Linked DNA regions of Homo sapiens: region 2 is linked to region 1. A link is a loop called in an ENCODE intact Hi-C map of the cell type or tissue named here. Cell type or tissue: CD4-positive, alpha-beta T cell. All regions are shown on one strand. Region 1 overlaps ERGIC1 (endoplasmic reticulum-golgi intermediate compartment 1). Region 2 overlaps ERGIC1 (endoplasmic reticulum-golgi intermediate compartment 1).

Region 1 (2,500 bases):
GGCTGTGGGAACTAAGTGTCACGACTGCAATTTGCTTTCTTTTCAGTTTCATTCATTAGTGTTCCTCCCAGGCCCCATCCCCACAGCCCAGGGAAATGCCAATCAGCGTCTTCCCTCCTGCCAGCGGCACCCCTGCCCTCCCCTCCGTGAGTTCCTGAGATCCCGCCAGCATCTCCTCCAGCTTCAGAATATCTGCTGTTGGATCCCATTGTTCCCACATCATCCCAGGAATCCTAAATGGCAAAGCCTGTCATCTTGCTGCCGCCCATGTAGGGCCTGAATTCCAAGGCAGACACACCACCTGGCACAGCCTTGTGGCTGCATCTCCCCATGTTCCAGAAGGTATGGTGACCTTCTAAGACGAGGGACAGCCATGACCAGCCACTTCCCTGAGCGAGTTCAGGTGTGAGAACGCCCTGGCACTGGGCATTTCTGAATCTTTCCATATGTCAGAATCCAGGAAGTGCCAGTCCTGGGAGCACCAGAACCCTCTCCTGTGACTCTACGTCACCTCATGCCAGTCACCTCCTACTGACTGCCAGTGTGTCAGGGAGGCCTGAAGGATGAGAGATAAAATAATGAAAGCAGGGCCGTGGCAATGTGGGCCTGGCCACTAGAGTTCTCTCAGCATTTTTTTTTTTTTTAAGTCACGGGGCCAGGCATGGTGGCTCACACCTGTAATCCCACCACTTTGGGGAGGCCGAGGCAGGCAGATCACTTGAGGTCAGGGGTTCGAGACTATCCTGGCCAACATGGTAAAACCCAGTCTTTACTAAAAATACAAAAATTAGCTGGGCATGGTGGTGGGCACCTGTAATCCCAGCTACTTGGGAGGCTGAGGCAGGAGAATCACTTGAACTCAGGAGTGGAGGTTGCAGTGAGCCGAGGTCACCCCATTGCACTCCAATCTGGGCGACAAGAGTGAGACTCAATCTCAAAAAAAAAAAAAAAAAGAAAGACATGATCTTGCTCTGTCACCTAGGCTGGAGTGCAGTGGTGCAATCATAGCTCACTGCAGGCTTGACCTCCTGGGCTCAAATGATCCTCAGCCTCAGCCTCCAGAGTAGCTGGGACTACAGCCACCACACCTGTCCAATTTTTTTATTTTTTGTAGAGATGGGGATCTCACTGTTTTGCCCAGGATGGGCTCAAGCTCCTGGACTCAAGCAACCCTTCCATCTCCCGAAGTGCTGAGATGACAGGCATGAGCCACTGTGCCCAGCTGAGTTATCTCAGCTTTGAGGAAACCCCCCTGGAATGTGTGAGGATTTCCCCTCCCCTCACCTCCTCAAGTGAACAGTGACCAGCCCCTTCAACAGATGCGGGGTGATGGGGGCACGTTGAGCAAAATCAGTAGATACTCATAGGTAGTCTGCCTCAGGGTTCCCCCTTAGCCTTCAGGCTTGCAGTCACTCACCCTGTGACTGAGCCAGTTGCATAGCAGTTTCCATGCCCCAGGGCCTCAGTTTCCCCTCAGGCGATGTGCTTTCCTGTGTACCTCAATACACACATTGTCTCCCTCTGGTCTGGGCCAGCCCCATGAAAGGAGAGTTGAGACTGGGTGCCAGGTGTCTGTGAGTCATAAGCATTTGGGTTCCAAATTGTGTGTAGATGAATACAGATGTGTTTTGTGTGTGTGTGTGTGTGTGTGTGTGTGTGTGTGTGGTTATTTTTTATTTTTTGCTTCATTGCACGTAAGTCACATTTTCCTATCTTCTGATCCAAGCTCTAAAAGCGTTTTGTGGTATAAAATCTCCCATCATCTGATCCACTCTACCGAAATAAACCAGCTCCCCTGCCGTCATCTTCCCTGAAAAGTCCCCCTGCGTCATGTTCTGAGGCCGGCAGGGAGGGGCCTTGCCCACTTAAAACACTTCACCATAATCCCCCCAGCGCCCCCAGTCCTCTCCACTCCCTGGGGGGCCGCTCCGGTTTCCTGGGCTGTTATTACTGGAGGACCAGCTGCTACCCTGCCACCCATCCATACAGACCTGGTCTGTCCATCCTGGGCCTCACAGGCCCCCGCTTAGCTCATCTCATGGAAATATCATTTAAAAAAATAAACACTGGTTTGATTCGCACTTCCCTCTCGCCTTTGCTATGTCTCCCAGCCTCCCACCACTGGGCACCAGTTCATCTATTAAGGTGTTCTTGGCTCCCAGAGTTCCCCACAGGTTGCAGGTCAGTAGCTGGCCGTCCACCTGTGGTGCCTCTGGGGCTGCTAATGTCCTCTGGGGCCACACAACTGTTTATTTCTTCTGAGTCCTGTGGTCATTTAAATGCCCCTTAAATGTGGCATGGGGGAAAGAGTGAGTGCCACATGCACTGTGTGACCTCGGACAAGTTACTTCCCTCTCTGTACCCCATGGGTACCTCAGTGAAGAGGCATCTCCTTCATGGGCTGTAGGGCTCCTGCTGCTCCGAGGCCTATGGCTGCTCCTAGGATGGGAGGTGTTGGTTCTTATAAATGACATAAAGTAGATGCTCAAGAGGAAAATAT
Region 2 (2,500 bases), 100 kb before region 1:
TTAGCCTTCCTCCTGGCACCTGCCAGGCAGCACAGCTACACAGGAAGGCAGATCCGCTTGAAATGGACAAACCATTCTGTTTCTCCAAAAGGTGGAAACCCTATTCGAGATGAGAGGCCTGGCTGTAATTACAGTTAGTAAAGTCAGAGGACCCGGATGTCCCTGATGTACTGGGGACTGGCGTTGTGATAGCCCCTCCATGCATTAGCTTTCCTTTCTCAGATTCTGGTCTGGGTCTTGAATATCTTTGGAGGAGGAGAAGTAATGCTCATCTTATTAGCAATACCTCACGGCCCTTCAGCTTGTAATGTCTTGAGCACTGGGCTAGGCATGTCATTGGACTTATAAAATCACACTGGCCTTACAGACAGATACAATGATTCATGATTTATTTTCTTTGTTTTATTTTTAAAGTTAGCATATGATAAAATTAATGTGTGTTTGTGCACTCTTCTATGAAAGTTAAGGCTTGTTTATCATGTAATCACCACCATCCAGATACAGGACAGCTCCATCTCTATCACCCCTCACATCTCATGCTGTCACTTTATAGTCATACTATTAATTTGGTTATTTTTTGTGTGGTAAGAATACCTAACATCAGAGCACCCTCTTTTTTGAGACGGAGATTCCTTCTTGTTGCTCAGGCTGGAGTGCAATGGCGCAATCTCGGCTCACTGCAACCTCCACTTCCCAGGTTCAAGCAATTCTGCCTCAGCCTCCCAAGTAGCTGGGATTACAGGCATGCACCATCAAGCCCAGCTAATTTTGTATTTTTAGTGGAGATGGGGTTTCACCATATTTGCCTATTTTAGATACTTCATGTAAGTGGAATCATGCAGTCTTCATTCTGTGTCTGCCTTATTTCACATAACGTAATGTCCACCAGTTTCATCAATGGTGTCACAAATGACAGAATTTCCTTTTTTAAGGCTGAGTAATATTTCAAGGTGTATATATACCAATATTTACCCATTAATAGACATTTAGGTTGTTTCCACATCTTGGCAGTTATGAATAATGCTGCAGTGAGCATGGGAGTGCAGATGTCTCTGAGATCCTGATTTCAATTCTTTTGGATAAATACCCCAAAGTGGGACCGCTGGATCCTATGGTAGCTCTATTTTTAATTTGTTGAGAAATCTTCCTCCTGTTTTCCATAGTGGCTGCACTATCTTTCCTCCCCACCAACGGTGTACAAGCATTCCCTCTCCCCACATCTTGCCAACATGTCTTTTGTTTTTCTGGTAATAGCCATCCTAACAGGTATGAGGTGCCATTTCATTGTGATTTTTATTTGCATTTCCCTGATGAATAGAGATTTTGAGCATCTTTTCAAGATCTTGGCCATTTGTATGTCTTGTTTGGAGAAATATCCATTCACATTTTTTGTGCTTTTTAAAATTGGAGGGTTTTTGGCCAGGCATGGTGACTCACACCTGTAATCCCAGCACTTTGGGAGGCCAAGGTGGGTGGATCACCTGAGGTCAGGAGTTCGAGACCAACCTGGCCAACATGGAGAAACCCCATCTCTACTAAAAATACAAAAATTAGCTGGGCATGGTGGTATGCGCCTGTAGTCCCAGCTAGTTGGGAGGCTGAGGCAGGAGAATTGCTTGAACCTCCGGGAGGCGGAGGTTGCAGTGAGCCGAGATTGTGCCACTGCACTCCAGCCTGGGTGACAGAGTGAAACTCCGTCTCAAAAATTAAATAAAATAAAATAGAAGTTTATTTTTGCCACTGAGTTTAAGGAGTTGCTTATATATTCTGGATATTAGCCCCTTATCAGGTGTATGGTTTGCAAATGTTTTCTTCCATTCTGTAGTTGCGTTTTCACTCCGTTAATGTTTTCTTTATTCAGTTTTAAAATGGTAAGCCAAGGCACAGAGCTGGAATGGGAGTGGCCCAGGACACAGCTGGTGAGGTGCAGAGCTGGGGTCCCAGAGCCTGGCACCTCACATGGTGCTATCCTGCTTTGCTGATTTTTCTTGCTGATTTTTATTATTCTTCACTAGATCTTCTCTCCCCTCCCACTTTCACACCAACATATAGAATTACCTAAAGTATCCTTTAAGAACTTTGGGAAACCCTGGTGATATTTGGCGTGTTTTGATGTCTTGCTGGGTCCAAGAGTATGTTCATGGTGTGCAGAAAGAGTCTCCAAGTCTTCAGGGGAAAGTGGTATGTAGCGGTCCAACCCTGGCCACCCTTTCTGAATGGTCTTCGCCCTTGCAAACCCCTCTGGGGACTGACCACAGGTCCCCTGCGGAACGCTGTGAAGTGCCCTTGGAACTGACCCTCACATTGCACTCATTCGGCAGAACTCTCTGGATTGAAATCCCTTCCTCAGTGTTTACCAGCTGTGGGGCCCAGGACAAGACACTTTGCCTCTGCAAGCCTCAGTTTTCCTCATCTGCAAATTGGGGTGCTCATACTTTCTTTGCGGGGATTTTGTGAGGGTGAGATGAGCTCATGTGGAATGTGAGACAAGTATACTTGG

The links. Peaks named below come from ENCODE experiments on the same cell type or tissue, not always from the same donor. Only the 100,000 strongest peaks of a DNase experiment are listed, where the experiment ranks them.
Region 2: a loop joins it to region 1, with 2.2 times the contacts of the local background. A loop is called at or near these places in 9 of 110 quality-filtered maps.

The regions. Positions count from the first base shown.
Region 1 is chr5:172,946,248-172,948,747 of GRCh38, forward strand. The region is part of intron 9 of ERGIC1 (endoplasmic reticulum-golgi intermediate compartment 1); the gene reads left to right. Among named protein-coding and RNA genes, the nearest start is that of RPL26L1-AS1, 12 kb to the right of the region's middle. In CD4-positive, alpha-beta T cell, no CTCF peak of the experiment used is centred here; no DNase peak of the experiment used is centred here.
Region 2 is chr5:172,841,445-172,843,944 of GRCh38, forward strand. The region is part of intron 1 of ERGIC1 (endoplasmic reticulum-golgi intermediate compartment 1); the gene reads left to right. Among named protein-coding and RNA genes, the nearest start is that of ERGIC1, 8.4 kb to the left of the region's middle. In CD4-positive, alpha-beta T cell, no CTCF peak of the experiment used is centred here; no DNase peak of the experiment used is centred here.